Linked DNA regions of Homo sapiens: region 2 is linked to region 1. The links are chromatin loops, found by intact Hi-C in ENCODE. Cell type or tissue: dorsolateral prefrontal cortex. All regions are shown on one strand.

Evidence for each region. Hi-C counts contacts between places; a loop is a spot of excess contacts. Peaks named below come from ENCODE experiments on the same cell type or tissue, not always from the same donor. Only the 100,000 strongest peaks of a DNase experiment are listed, where the experiment ranks them.
Region 2: a loop joins it to region 1, with 5 times the contacts of the local background. A loop is called at or near these places in 9 of 110 quality-filtered maps.

The regions. Positions count from the first base shown.
Region 1 is chr10:46,988,805-46,996,804 of GRCh38, reverse strand. All of the region lies in intron 9 of PTPN20 (protein tyrosine phosphatase non-receptor type 20), which reads right to left. Among named protein-coding and RNA genes, the nearest start is that of PTPN20, 81 kb to the right of the region's middle. In dorsolateral prefrontal cortex, CTCF peaks have their summits at 3,481 and 3,687 (motif pointing left); a DNase peak (open chromatin) is centred at 3,494; H3K4me3 peaks cover 617 bases; H3K27ac peaks cover 973 bases.
Region 2 is chr10:47,308,980-47,316,979 of GRCh38, reverse strand. GDF10 (growth differentiation factor 10) reads right to left here. Exons shown (of 3, transcript NM_004962.5): 2 at 6,259-7,184; 3 at 3,403-4,379. The coding sequence ends at 4,188. Among named protein-coding and RNA genes, the nearest start is that of GDF2, 9.5 kb to the left of the region's middle. RefSeq lists enhancers at 4,601-4,750, 4,551-5,051, 6,150-6,650. In dorsolateral prefrontal cortex, a CTCF peak has its summit at 4,667 (motif pointing right); a DNase peak (open chromatin) is centred at 4,679.

The DNA of each region.
Region 1 (8,000 bases):
AATAGGCCCATACAAATATGCCCAATAATTTTTGACAAAGGTACAACAATAATTCAATAGAGGAATAACAGAATTTTCAATAAATGATATTGAAACAACTAGCCATCAATAGGCCAAAAAATGAATCTTCACCTAAATTTAATAATTTATTAACTCAAAATGGACTATGGACTTAAATGTCAAATATGAACTTACAGAATTTTCATAAAAGAACACAAAAAAATTATTCAGGCCCTCAGCTAAGTGATGAGCTGTTAGACTTGATATCAAAACATGATCCATAAAAGGAAAAACTAATAAAATACAATCTCATCAGAATTAAAAACTGTAACTTCTTTAAAAGCATTTTTTTAATTATAATTTAAGATTAGGCAAATTATGGAAATACATTTGAATTACTAATTTTTAATCAGTTTACTGACTATAAAACAAGCATGACTGGACTGTTCAGTTAAGAAAAGACACAGCTTTCCAAATGTGGCTGTAGTGGTTAACCAAATAATGAAGATGGAAGTGACTGCAATGAAATGAAGACAAAGAGTTATATAATTTTCACTTGGAGTTATGATTCCTCATATATTGAGTTTTATAGTCATTATTGATTGTGAAGCTCTAAAACTACACTTGTGTTATTTCCAAAGATGTACTGGTTAACAAAGCAAAGGAACCATTAAGACTTATTTGTAATTTACATAAAAAATAATTAATTCAAAGATAAAATAATTATCTTAAAGAGAATTAGATTAAAAAGACAAGAGAGGACTTCTGGTTCCAAAATAACAGTGTAGAAGCAAGCTGGCTTCACTTCTTTACAAAGAAAACCAAAACCAAATATACAGCACTGAAATTATCACCAACAATATCCCAGAAATCAAATACGAGGAGAAGACAGTTCCTGGATCCACAGAGATGGGAAAAAAACTCTAAGTAGGCAGTAAGAGAATTGGGTTTCCACATCTGCAATGCCCATTTCTCCAATTTGCCCAGCACCAAGAGTGCAAAAAATCTCCACCTGATTCATGATTTCTATACCAGAAAAGGTGACATCCAGGTTTCCCACCATCTGGGTTACCTGGCAGGAAACCTGTCCCTACCTCAACCCACAGGAAGCACTACATGTGCCTGAAGAAAGAAATACCCTGAGAAGAGTCAGAAACAAACAGGTGAGGTGGGACTACCATCCCCAGCCCTGGAAACTCTGGTCTGTAACTCAGCTAAAGGAGATGCCAAACCAGAGTGGTTGTTTAGTAGCACCACATTGCAGAAGATACATTGCACAGGACCCCTGGGCATGAATCTCTAGCCACCTTTCCCACACTGCCATGATATCTCCTTTGAGACTTTCCCTAATTGGAATGAGCAGCTCTCTTATTGTTTACTGGAGCCAAGGCAAACTTGGTCGTAAGGTGACATCTAGTGCCAAAAAGAAGGCAGCAACTTAGCCCCTCACCAAAAAAAAAAAAAAAAAAAAGAAAAAAAAAATTCGACAGGTAAATTACATAGAATCTATAACCAAATACATTCAATAAAAAACAAAAATAAGCCAGACAGAGAACACTGGAATAAATAACTAATCCTTCATTCAAAGACATCAATACAAGATATATATTTCTTGCACATCCAGAAGAAACTGCAGTCAACACAAAACCATGACCTCCCCAAATGGATAAAGCAAGGAACCAGTGACTGACCCTCATGAGATAGCCATATAAGAGCTCCCTGATCAAAAATTCAAACTAGTATTAATAGCTTTGAGGAAACTCAGAGATCTCCAAGGTAACAGAACACCAATTCAAAAATTTATTAGACAAACTTAACAAAGAGATTGAAATAATTTAAAAATCAAATAGAAATCTTGGAGCTGAGAAATATATTAGCTGAACTGAAAAATTCATTACAGCCTCACAATAGCAGAATGAATCAAGCAGAGGAAAGAATCAGGGAGCTTGAAAACCGGCTACTTGAAAATGCAGTCATAGGTGGAAAAAGAATAAAAAAGAATGAAGATCATCACCAAATATAGACAATTACCTCAAAAGACCAAATCCAAAAATTACTGGTGTTCAAGAGGGAGTTGAACAAGAGCAAGGGGTAGGAAGCTTATTCAAAGAAATAATAACAAAACTTTCCAAAATGCAACAGATATAAATATTCAGGTATAAGAGCATCAGGGCCGGGCGCGGTGGCTCACGCTTGTAATCCCAGCACTTTGGGAGGCCGAGGCGGGCGGATCACGAGGTCAGGAGATCGAGACCATCCTGGCTAACACGGTGAAACCCCGTCTCTACTAAAAAAATACAAAAAAATTAGCCGGGCGTGATGGCGGGCGCCTGTAGTCCCAGCTACTTGGGAGGCTGAGGCAGGAGAATGGCGTGAACCTGGGAGGCGGCGGAGCTTGCAGTGAGCCGAGATTGCGCCACTGCACTCCCGCCTGGGCCACAGAGCGAGACTCCGTCTCAAAAAAAAAAAAAAAAAAAAAAAAGAGCATCAGAGAACACCAAACATATTCAACCCAAATAAGGCTACACCAAAGCATAAAATAATAAAACTCTCAAAGCTCAAGGATAAAGAGAGGATCCTAAAAAGTAGCAGGAGAAAAGAAGTAATTAACATATAAAAGAGCTCCAATTCATCTGACAATTGACTCTCAACAGAAATCATATAGGCCAGGAGGAAGTGGGATAAATTTTCAAAGTGTTGAAAGAAAAAAAAAACCTGTTATCCAAGAACACTATATTCAGCAAAGGTACTTTTAAATATGAAGGAGTGATAAAGTATTTTTCAGATAAACAAAATCTGAGGATTCAACAGCAGCAGACCTGACTTACAAGAAATGCTAAAGCGAGTTCTTCAGAAGGAAAATAAAAAAATACAAAAAACCACATACACATTCAAAAAGAAAACTTTTCAAGGCATAAAATCCACTGGTAACATTAACAACATGGACAAAACCAGAATACTCTATTATTGTAATGATGGTGTGCAATCCATGCCTAACTCTGGTATGAAGCTGAAAGATAAACTCATAAAAAGCCGTAATAGCTACAGCAACCTATTAAGAGAAAGGTAATATAAAAATACACAAATTTAGATAATAAGCAGTTGAAATGTGGTGGGGATGGAGTTAAAGCATAGAGAATTTTTTTAAAATTTTTTCTTTGTTTCTATTCTTTACTTTGTGATCTAAGATAAGTTGTCACTTCTTTAAAATAGCTTATTGAGATCCACTCAAGGCAAAAAGAACTGGGAAGTCCCCACAGCTGTCTGCTGGGCAGAAAACCCTAGGCTATGGGTGCCACATCAGCTATACACCCACGGCAACACCGCCCTGCCTGGAGATCTCACACCCCTGACCTACTGCATCAACAAACCATCTGTAGGTCTACTGCACAATTAGCTCTGACTCCCAAGCACAGAGGATCAGCAGGCCTCCAGTGTGCTGTGGATCTCCTGGTGACCTAATCTTTGGCTCGAGCTGCCCCAAGGGAGGAGAGAGCACAGGCTGCCAGGGTTCCCCTTGGGGTTAAAGAGATGTGGGCATGGTGCCAGTGACTGGAGGGGGCTCCCCTAAGGCCTGGAAATGGACCTGGCAGGGGATCATCGCTACCCCTTCCCACCACCCCCACTGCTGCAAATGTGCTGGAATACAAAAGAGCCATGTGACTGAGAGTCTATTTGCCGGCCATTATTCTCAAGCACCATCTACTGGATTGAAGCCTAAATTACAACACCCCAAACTCTTCCAGTATACACTGCCTGTGAAATCCAGTGCCAGAATCTAGCCACAAGTATTAATAAATATCCCATACAGAGTGTTGGCCCTCTGAAAGCACCCAGAAATAAAGCCAACTGACTATACTCAGCTTATGCTACAGTCAAACCCACAAGGGATACAAAGAATATAAAAACAAAAAGCCTCATCGAAATGATAGCAAATTCAACAAGATAAAAGAACACGTGCCCTCTCAGAAGAGAAAGATTTAATGCAAGAACTTTGGCAATTCAAAAAGTCAGTGCCTCCTTATCTCCAAACAATTGTACTAGCTCGCCAGAAATTGTTCTTAACTAAATTGAGATGGCTGAAATGACAAACATAGAACTCAGAATCTGGGTGGTAAGGAAGCTTAATGAGATTCAGGAGACAGCTGAAACCTAATCCAAGGAATTTGGTAAAATGATCCAAGAGTTAAAAAGTTGACAAAGCCATTTTAAGAAACAAACAAACTGACCTTCTGGAATTGAAAAATTCACTACAGAAATTTCATAATACAGTTGGAAGCATTAACAACGGAATAGACCAAGATGAGGAAAGAATCTCAGAGCTCAAAGATTGGTCCTTCAAATCAATTCAGTCAGACAAAAATAAAGAAAAAAGAATTTCGGGCCAGGGGTGGTGGCTCATGCCTATGATCCCAGCACTTTGGGAGGCTGAGGTGGGAGGATCTCTTGGGGCCAGGAGTTTGAGACCTGCCTGGCCAACATGGTGAAACCCCATCTCTACTAAAAATACAAAAACTAGTGAGGCTTGGTGGCACGCGCTTGTAGTCCCAGTTACTCAGGAGGCTGAGGCATGAAAATTGCTTGAACCTGAGAGGTGGAGGATGTAGTGAGCTGAGATCACGCCACTGCACTCCAGCCTGGGCGACAGACCAAGACTCTGTCTCAAAAAAAAAAAAAAAAAAATTGAAAATGAACAAAACCTCCAAGAAATAAGAGATTATGTAAAGAGACCAAACCTATGACTCACTGGCATTTCTGAAAGAGAAGAAGAGTAAACAACTTGGAAAACATATTTGAAAATATAGTGCGCAAAACTTTTCCCAATCTCACTAGAGAAGTCAATAGGCAAATTTAAGAAATTCAGCAAAGTCCTGTGAGATACCATACAAGATGACCATCCTCAAGACATATAGTTAACAGATTCACCAAGGTCAATGCAAAAGAAAAAATCTTAAAGGCAGCTAGAGAGAAAGGTCAGCTTACTTACAAAGGAAATCCCATCAGGCTAGGAGTAGACCTCTCAGCAGAAACTTACAAGTGAGAAGAAACTGTGGACCTATTTTCAGCATTATTAAATAAAATAAACTCCAAACAATAATTTGATATTCTTCCAAAGAAAGCTTCATAAGCAAAGGAGAAATAAAATCCTTTTCAGACAATCAAAGCTAAGGAAATTCATGAGCACTAGACCAGTCTTACAAGAAGTCCTTAAGGAAGTGCTAAATGTGGAAATGAAAGAACAGTACCTGGCACCACAAAAACACAAGTACATGGCCCACAGACACCATAAAGGAGATACACAATCAAATCTACAAAGCAACCAGCCAACAATGTGATGACAGCATCAAAATCTCACATATTGATATAAACCTTGAAGGCAAATGGTCTAAATACCCAACTTAAAAGGCTTAGGATGGCAAAATGGATTAAAAAAATAAGGCCCAACCATATTCTGTCTTCAAGAGACCCATCTCACATGTAAGAACACCCACAGGCTCAAAGTAAAGGGATGGAGAAAGATCTATCATGCAAATGGAAAACAAAAGGAAAGCAGGGGTCACTATTCTTATATCAGATAAAACAGACTTTAAACCAACAATGATCTAAAAGGACAAAGTAGGGCATTACACAGTGACAAAGGGAAAAATTCAAAAAGAAGAGTTAACTATCTTAAATATACACACAGCTAACATTGGAGCACCCGGATTCATAAAACAAGTTCTTCTGGACCTATGAAAAGACTTAGTCACACAATAATATTGGGAGCCTTCAACACCCAACTGGCAGGATTAGAGAGATCATCAAAGCGAAAAATTAATTAATAAAGAAATTCTGGTCTTAAATTCAACACTTGACCAATTGGACTCAATAAATATCTACAGACTAGTCCACTCCAAAACCATAGGATATACAGTCTTCTTATCTGCACATGGAATATACTCTAAGATCGACTATATGCTCAGCCATAAAGCAAATCTGAAAAAGATTAAAAACACTGAAATCATCTCAAGCATACTCTCAGACCACAGTACAATAAAAACAGAAATTACTACCAAGAAGATCTCCCAAAACTACACAATTACTTGGAAATTAAACAACTTGCTCCTAAATGACTTTTGGGTAAACAAATGAATTCAGAAATCAAAAAAATTCTTTGAAATTAATGAAAACAGAGACAAAACAAATCAAAATCTTTGGGATGCAGCTAAAGCAGTGCTAAGAGTATAGTTTATAGTGCTAAATGCCTACATCAAAGAAGTTAGGAAGATCTTAAATGAACAACCTGATGTCTCACCTAGAGAAACTAGAAAAAAAGAACGAATCAATCCCAAACTAGCAGAAGAAAACAAATAACCAAAATCAGAGCAGAACTGAATGAAATTAAGATGGAAAAATGCATACGAAAGATCAACAAACAATTTTTTTTTTTTTGAGATGGAGTCTCGCTCTGTCTCCCAGGCTGGAGTGCAGTGACACAATCTCAGCTCACTGCAACCTCTGCCTCTTGGGTTCAAGCAATTCTCCTGTCTCAGCTTCCCAAGTAGCTGGGACTGCAGGTGCATGCCATCACACCTGGCTAATTTTTGTATTTTTAGTAGAGACGGGGTTTCGCCATATTGATCAGGCTGGTCTCGAACTCCTGACCTCAGGTGATCCACCCGCCTCGGCCTCCCAAAGTGCTGGGATCACAGGCATGAGCCACCGCGCCTGGTCTGTTTTTTGAAAGAATAAACAAAATTGATAGACTGCTAGCTAAACAACAAAAAAAGGAAAATCTAAGCCCAATCAGAAATGACAAAGATGACATTACAACTAATCCCACAGAAATATAAAAGATCTTCAGAGATTATTATAAATATCTATGCACACGAAAAATAGAAAATCTAGAGGAAATGAGTAAATTCCTGAAAACTCCCAAGATTCAACCAGGAAGAAATTCCTGTTCAAGAAAACCTGAACAGACCAATAATGAATTCCAAAAGTGAATCAGTAATAAAAATCCTACCAACCAAAAAAAGCCCTGGACCAGACGGATTCACAGCTAAAGTCTACCACATGTACAAAGAAGAACTGCTACCAATCCTACTGAAACCATTCCAAAAAATTCAAGGAGGAGGGACTCCTCTCTAACTCATTCTATGAAGCCATTATCAACTTGATACCAAAATCTGACAGAGACACAATGAAAAAAAAGTTCAAGCCAATATCCCCGATGAACATAGAGGCAAAAAAAAAAAAAAATCCTCAACAAAATACTAGCAAAACAAATGTAACAACACATCAAAAAGATAATGCACTATGACCAAGTGGGATTTATCCCCAGAATGCAAGTATAATTTGACATATGCAAATCAATAAATGTGATATATCAACAGAATGAATGACAAAAACCATATGAGAATCTTAATAGATGTGGAAGAAGCATTTGATAAAATTCAACATGCTTTCATGATAAAAAAAAAAAACTCTAAACAAATGAGGCATAGAAGGAACATATCTAAACACAATAAAGACGATATATGACAAACACACAGCTAAGATCATACTGAATGGGGAAAAGCTCAAAGCCTTTCTTCTAAGAACTGGAAAACAGGTCAAGAATGCCCACTTTTACCACTCTTATTCAGTATAATGTTGGATGTCCTAGCCATTGCAATTAGTCAAGAGAAAGAAATAAGGGGCATCCAAATTGGAAAAAAAGGAAATTAAATTGTCCTTCTTTGCATGTAACATGACTATATATTCATATATTCATATATATATGTATATATATATATATCCCCCAAAACTAATGACTCTACCAAAACACTCTAAGAACTAATAAACTAATTCAGTACAGTTGCAGGATACAAAGTCGACATACAAAAATCAGTGATATTTCTAGACTCCAATAACAAACTAGCTGAAAGGAAATAAAGAAGGTGATCTTATTTACAATAGCTATTAAAAAAAAAAAACACCTAGGATAAATTTAACCAAAAAAGTAAAAGACTTCTATG
Region 2 (8,000 bases), 320 kb before region 1:
CTCAAAGCATGGCCATGGAGCCAGCAGCAGCAGTGCCTGGGAACTGGATAGAAATAAAGGCTCAACCTGAATCAGAAACAATGCTAGGGGGCCCAACTGTGTCAAGCTCTCCAGGCAACTCTGATAGGCATTTTGCACAGTGGTTTTGACAAAAGAGGGAACTCATAAGAGCCTTCCAAGAGAAAACATATGAATACATTGCCTAGCATGGTATTTGGCACATAGTAAATGCTACATAATTGGATAAATAAACATATTTCTTCTCCATCTGACCCACCTATCCCTGACCCATACAAACAAGCCTGCTGGGAGATGCTAGAGGAGCATGGCTTGGGGTTGGGCTGAGCGTGAGTGAGCGGACTGGAGGCAGGATAGATAGAGGATTCATGGACATTATTATCTCAGGGAGCAGAGAGAAGGGGAATGGAAATCCCAGAAACACCTGTGAAGGATCTTATGTTTCCAGGTTTTGATAAAGGGAAATAGTTTTGAACTCTAATGTTGGTGTTTTGGTGCACAAGTCACAGCCAGAGCTGGCCAGCTGGCCAGCCCTCCTGGTTTCTCACTGACACTACCTTCAAGCCCTCCCTGGCATGCGCTGCTGCAGACGCTCTTTGTGATGTCCTTATTCCACCAGCCAAGCCCGGCTCTTTCGTCCTGCTTGGTCTCAAAGTCAGCCTCTTTGTGGAGTCGTCTCCATTCCTCCTCCTCCAGAGTCTCCTCCTCTCATCCTCCCCTTCCCACCTCAGACATGCATAAGTTCCTCAGTCACAGCTTTGTCTCCATCCTGGCCACAGAAGAAACATGAGTTATAAGCTTCTGCTCTGATGACATTTTATGAAGTCATAGAGAGGCACCTATTGGGACACCCCAGGCAAAACACCTGGTAGTACCAGGACTCAAGTCTCCCCATTTCTCAAGTATAAAGGTTGTATTGGAAGCCTTCTGAAGTTTTCTCCCAGCCCTCAAGTTTTTAGCTCTCAATGGTACTATTTATGTTTGTCACATGAACTAATCTATAAGAGGCCCTGCCCTTCTAGAGGATGTGTAAATTCAGAGATGCGGCCCAGCTGCAGGCCACCACCCTGCTCCCTCCAGAATGAAACAGGCCCAGTTGAGTGACATCAGCAAACCGTGTCCAGACCGTATGATGGAATCTTTTGGGCTCTTATGACAATGTAATGTTGACATTTTTTGTTTTAAGGGAAAAACAAGTTATTTCATAAACATATTTCTTTTTAACCTCACTTTACTGTGTCCCAACCTCAGTGTTGTTGGGACAATCCTAGCAGACTGGGGATCACTGGCCAGGAAGTTCAGGGTCAGTGCCAGTCATGTAGGCCTTAAATCAGGCGGCCTTGAGCATCAAACTTAATGTTCCCTGTGGTCTTGGCAAGACATCAATGGACATGTTACTTACCCTTCCTGAGCTTGTTTTTCTGCAGCTCCAATTGGGCAGTAAGTTGCAAGGCTGCTGTGAGGCTAAGCAAGATCCTGTAACTGCGTGGTCTTCTATACATTGGAGGGGTCACTAATGATACCAGCTTCTCCTACTGTAGAGTTGGGACATGTCATGTCCCCAGTTGGGACCTGCCCCATTTCACATTCCAAGGTCTTCAGGGCATGCCCAGGAAAGATGGCAACAACTGAGCACCTTCCATCCAGGCACAGGCCTGGAGGCCATGCCCACAGCTGGACCCAGGGAGAGTGTCCCAGCCTGCCCTCCCCAATCCCAGTAAGCCAGACATGAGGACTCAGAGGCATTCCAGGTATTTGGGGGGAATCCAGAAGGCCTCCCAGAAACTGCAAGTGCTAGAAAGAATAAGATAAAACTACTATTGGACAGCCCATGTTTAGCAAAAATAGAAAGGGGGCAGTTGAATGAGAAGAAAATGAGGGATGGAATATTCAGAAGAAAGGGACTTGGAGTTTTATTAAGCCCCAATATTTTTACTTATTTTGCTATTAACTTATATCCTGTCATGTTCCAAAGAGAATTAGACATGGCAAACCAAGCACTAAAGTGCAGGCCAGTTTGCGCCAGCCCAGCAACCTATAGCAGCTTGAAGGGAACAATTTGGTCCCATGTCCAGTTCCTGTGGGAGTAAGGGAATAAGGTGGTGAGTGTGGAGGACCATCCCACCACTCCCCTGACCTCTGTCAGCAGGCAGGGCCATGTGCCCAGCAGGTAGGGGTCCCCACGGCAGCTGCTCACGCATGTGTCCCAGGGTCACTTGGAGCACCTCATAGGAGATGCTGAGCAGAAGCTGCGGAGCTTCACCCTGGCACCCTCGCATCCCCCTCACCTACCAGTTCTGGCTAATCATTCTCCAGTTTCAATGGCTTCGCCTCCAGGAGTTGCCACTCTTCGGATGCTACCTAGGCTCCTGGAATCACTGTGGCTGCCTGGGCAGAAGGCCAGGGAACTGGGACTTTACATCGCCCTTCCCAGGGCAGCCAGAAGCCAAGAGGCCCTGAACACCCAGCTCCCTTGCTCGAGGCCACACTGCCCTGAGGAGTAACTAAGCTCCAAAGCTCCCCACAGGATTGCTCCCAGCCTGCTTTTCTGCTTCACCTCACCCTTGCCCATGTCTCCTGAGAGCACTTCCCCATATATCCCTTGCACAGGAATCCTGGTCTCCAGAGCCCAGCCTAAGGCCCAAGACAGACACCAGAGCTGCTTCTCTCCTTGGACATCCCCTCTTAGAAAACCACTATGGCTTTGCAGTTTCCTCTAAGACTTGGGGCCACGTCATCTGTAGGTCCCAGCTGATGGGACTGCTATATATACACCTGTCTCAAATTGGATCCAGATTCTCTTTCAGAAATGCTGGTTAAGCAGCTTCAGGCACTCCATCATAAGGCAATGTAAACGAAGGGCATAAGGGAACAATTTGGGGTGGCTTGGGTGATCCTTCTACACACAAGCAAAAGAGAAGCAGGTGCAGGAGACCACATGGCCCGTCCACTTCCTCATGAGTCCTTGGACCTCAGGAGAGACCCCTACTTATGTTGAATCTCTTGCTCCATGAATTACCAGAAGTAAAAGATCTCTGACCAGGCAACCATAGATGTTTTTTTAAACACCCCAGGCACCTCCCAATCAATCCATGTCCCTGAGGCTAGGGGATGAGGAGAAACCCCGAGAGGCCACTGTCCCTGTCTGGAGCCATGTCCATTCTCAACATCAGCCTAGCTTGGGTTTGCAGGAACCAGTAGTGGGACAGGCCCCTGGAAAGCATGGGAAAGCCTGGGTTTCTGGAGCCTGGGACAGACACCAGGGAGTATGGAGATGGCTTAGGGGACTCCAGCGACCCTAAAAGAGGCTGAGACCCCAGCAACCACCAGATGGTGTACTTACAGATGGGGAGCCAGTGAGATTTTGAAATGGGTGACATTCAGTTTTTCAAGATACCACTGTACCTTTAATTTATTAGCTTTCCATAAAAACACATAACATACACAATCTACAGTATAGAAAGTATAATTTACAAAAATATAAAATCTTGGTTATTTTTTAGTATTCCCACGTTACTATATGTGTTATTTCAATATGCATGTTTAAACAACCCACACTCAGCATGACTATCTCTGTGGGGAATGGTGTCAACGCCCTCCCTTTTTGTTGTTTTAAAATAAAATATATATATTAAGAAAAAGAAACCAATATTGGCTACATGTGCATACCATATGGATAAAAGCTCTGCAGTGGACTTTGAAAGGAAACACTCATTTACACCACGATTATCCTGTTTTCCAAAATCACTATGTGGCCCAAAGTGTTCTGAACTGAGCATTTAAACAGAGTTCTTTCCGTGTGCAGGGAGCGAGCGCCCTAAGATTTGCATAGTCTTCTTGCTCAGTTATGAGATGATGATCACATCAAGCCAATGTTGTGGATATGTTTTGTTTTCAAGCCTTCAGAACAGTGGGTATGAATGATGGGCCACTTTCAGGCCAGGGCTAATTCCCAGATTCCTTCAGGTACTCAGGCTGGCATTTAAGGGGCTAGTCACTAGCAATGAAAGACCCCCTAATGATGCACTGGCGGACAGCTCTCTCTGGGCCCCAGTGATGTTGCCCATGAGCTGTGCTCTGTGTCTGCAGCTGCACCACAAGTCCTGGTTGCAGAAGGCTCCGAGAAGGCAGCTCTGCTGGGCGTGGCTTCTTTCCACCCTGGAGTGGTCTCACCGGCAGGCACAGGTGTCCACGGACATGTTGGGGTACACCTTCAGAACCACATTCCGATTCTCATCCAGGAAGAGGACCCCAAGGGAGTTCATCTTATCGGGAACACAGCAGGGCTCTGGGATGCCAGGGATGATGCCCACAGCCCTGACAATGCTCTGGATGGTGGCATGGTTGGATGGACGAACGATCTGCAAGGCAGAAAAGGAGTAGGGTTACCTCAGCTCCGCCCTCACCCACCCACGCACCCATGCCATCCTCACAGTCCCAGGCCATACTGCTCTGCTGTTGTTCCCCGGCTGAGGCCACAGAATAGGCATCCACCTAGAGGAATGGACGAGATCCCAAGGCGGGGCACACGGTTCCTCTAAAATCAGACATACGCTGAGTTCCGGGCTGAGGTCTCCAAGAGCCCCCAGGCCTTCCTGCCCTTTGGCTTCCCTGAGGCACGCTGTGTCCCCAACACGGCAGGGCCACATGGGGGCGCCTGAGTGTCACACATCCCCGCGGAGCACCAGGAAGCAGGCAGAAGCTGCCCAGAGGGAAAACCCAGCGAGATGCCAGCACAGCCCTGGTCTCGCAGTCTGAGGAGGACAGGCATGCTTCTCACGAGGTTGTGCTCTTGTCACTGAAGGGAAGGCCTGGCATGTGCGTGGCAGTGTGACAGGCTGGACATTGACATTTCCTAGGGGCTGCTCTCCCTGCATCACCCCCTTTTTTTTGTCAGCTTAGCAATTTTATGGGGTGGGTATTACCTGGACTTTACTGGGAAGACACCGAGGTTTAAAATGACTGAGTAACTTGACCAAGACCCCTAGTTAGAAAGTGACCTGGCTTGGAAAACTGTGCCCACCTCTGACAAGATGAACCAACCGGGTCATCCACTTCAGTGCATCACCAGCCAAACAGAGATTTGTATATGTAGTGCTGTTGAGGAGGAAGCCCTCTTGTGTGGGTGTGGTGGGAAGGGAGCAGGGCAGGGACACCTGCCTTTGCAGCGTTCTGGCTGGTGTCCCGGAAGGTGGGGAGGCAGCAAGCCAGGGTGATAAGCTAACCGCATGGCCAACCAGCTGCAAGCCTTCAGGGTTCCGGGCTTGCATCTGCCTGGGTCTTTGCTAGGCCCTTTTAGCAGGCTCCGTCTCTATGTCAGGCACCTCCCTCTCTCTTGCACATGCACGGTTTTGAGGAGAAGTTTTGAGGAGAAGCCATTTAATTCCCAAACACGTTACTGCTGCCCCATGTCTGGGTCTGGACTTCCCCAGCTGGCTGATTATTTAAGTTCAAATTGGATTTATGCACTGACTTTCTTTTCTTGGAGGGAAAGGCATGACCTGCCCTGGGCAGAGTAACTAAGCAGGAAGAAACTGTGTGCTGAGTGCCGAGGGCTGACATCACAAGCAGCCAGGCTGCTGCAGAGCAGGCTGCAGGGAGAGGGATGGACTCAGCCACAGCCCAGTCTGGAGCGAAGGTGAGAACTGGAAATCCTTAGGCTGGTGCAACAGACAGAACAGCCCAGTGCTGTGTGTCCTGCAGACCCTGTGCACAGTGAAGGCCTATTCCCTGTGGATTCCTGCCCTGAGCTGCAAGGAGGAGGGAATCTACAGTGGGAGAGCTGCTGAGGCTAGCACTGTGCTAGTCACAGATTGCCACACTCTGGGGTCCAGGCTGGGAACAGAAATGAGAGCCTTGGTCAGGAGGGAGCTTCTGGGACCTGCCGTGTGTACAGGAAGCAGCATCTACTCAACCTCTGCAGATAGTTGCTATGTGGGGATGCGTTTCTAAAGACATGGATTCTCCTGCTTTTCAAAAGAATGTTCTCATTTTAAAGTCCCAATTCAACCAAGCCAATACTTCAAAAAACACAGCCAAACTCACACATATGTGGGCGGCAACTACCCTACGGGCTGCCACTTGGTGACCTATGTCTACCTATTTCCTGCCTGGAATAGATAGGAAGTACTGTTATTCCCATTTTGCAGATGGGGAAACAGAAGTCCTGCAGGCTGAGGAACTTGACGGTAGCGGCAGAGCTGAGCCTTAGAATTTGGCAAAAGGCGGAAGAAACCCTACCTTAGGCATGGGGAACTCACATGCTCCCGCGCAGTAGTAGGCATCAAAAGATTTCGGTGAGATTATCCATTCATTCCAGCCGATGTCTGCGAAGTCCACCTTCAGGTACCTCCGGGAGCACACCCTCGGCTCATCCCACTGCTTCCTCCGGGCTTTCTGCATCGTCTTCTCGTCAAAGTCCAGCACCTGCGAGGCGGCCATGAACACCTCCTGGCCCTTCTTCCTGCGGTCTTTGCGCCCTGGCCGGGGTTTCAGCGCCCGGAAGGGGCTGGGCCACAGCTGGTGCTTGTGGAAGTGCTGTGCGTGGGCGCGCGGCGGCCTCTCATCCAGCCCCGGCAGCTCGTTGTCCTGGAGGGGCCCAGTGGCCTGCGCGGCTCGGCGCACGCGGGGGTCCGCTGAGTTGTTGGGGGCTGCGCGGGGCTCGGGGTCTCCGGCAGGGAAGGGGTCGTATCTCTGCAGCGTCACTGCCACGCTGTTGGGCTCCGAGATGGCCAGATCGTTGGCATAGACTAGGATGTAGGGCGCATAGGGGCTGGGCCGGGGCACCCCCGGGTCCCTCTCCTCAGAATCCAGCTGGGCGGAGAGGAGCAGCTCGCCATCCCGGCGGGCCGCCTTGACGATGGGGGAGATGTCCTTGGCCTGCCACAGGCCGCGCGGTGGGGGCGCCAGGGCCATGGCCCCGCGGAGTAGCCCCTGTGTGGCCGTGTTCTGCGAGAGGCTGCGGAAGAGCAGGTGCTGGCGTGTGGGCGGGCCCAGGGGCAGCGGGCGGCCTGAAGCGTTCTTGGCCCGCGGCTTGCATAGCACCTCGAGCGCTCGAGGCCACCGAGGCGGCTCTGAGTAGAAGTGGAAAGTGGCCGTAAGGATCATTTCCGAGTCTTGCATGGAAGTCAGGTTGAAGAAATACACGGCCTTCTGGTCGACCACTTCTGTGAGGGAAGGAGAGACCACAGGCTGTGAAGTTCTCGCTCGTGCTCCTGAGGGTCTCCCACCCAGGGCTGGAGGAGCAAACGCCCACCGATCCACACTTTCAGGACCATCCTCCTCCCCCGCTTTGCTTCCCTCCTTTCGTGTAATCCTCACATGAAACTGATGAGGGCGCCCTTTGCAATCCTCAGTGCACAGGTGAGGAATTAAGGTTGAGATTGTCAATATCCCGTAGCAAACAACAACAACAACAAAAAGCAACAGCAAAGAAATAGGGGCAGACAGGGAGGCATTCGGGCCTGCTGGACTCCAAAGCTCCTGTTTGCTCCCCCTGCCCTCTACTGCCTCTGCATGCACAAATGAACAAATGTCACTGACACCTTCATTAAGTGCTCAGGATGGCTTGGGTTGGGTCCAAGCCCTGCATCAAGGCAGCCCCTCCTGTATTTGCACAGCCCTCTATTTATGCAATCAGTTTTTAAATGCAATCATTAAATACACTTCACATTAAACCCAAACATTCTTCCAAAAGAGACGAAATAAATAAACGCTCATGCTTTTTGAGCACCTCCTAAGGGAAACCAGGATCAAAAGTACAGCCATTTAGGCATCTGCTCTTTGTTCTGCCTGAGGACTTTTAAGATTGTTTTAACAAGAAAAGAGCAGCATCAGGATTACACAAGGCAACCTGACTAAATCTCCAAGGTCCAGGTAAAGACCGGGACGTCTCAACCATTACATCTGCAACTTGGTTCAAGAATGCTCCAGCTCCGGCTTCCCTGGGGCTGCCGGCCACTCCTTCCTATTTGCCTGGTGGA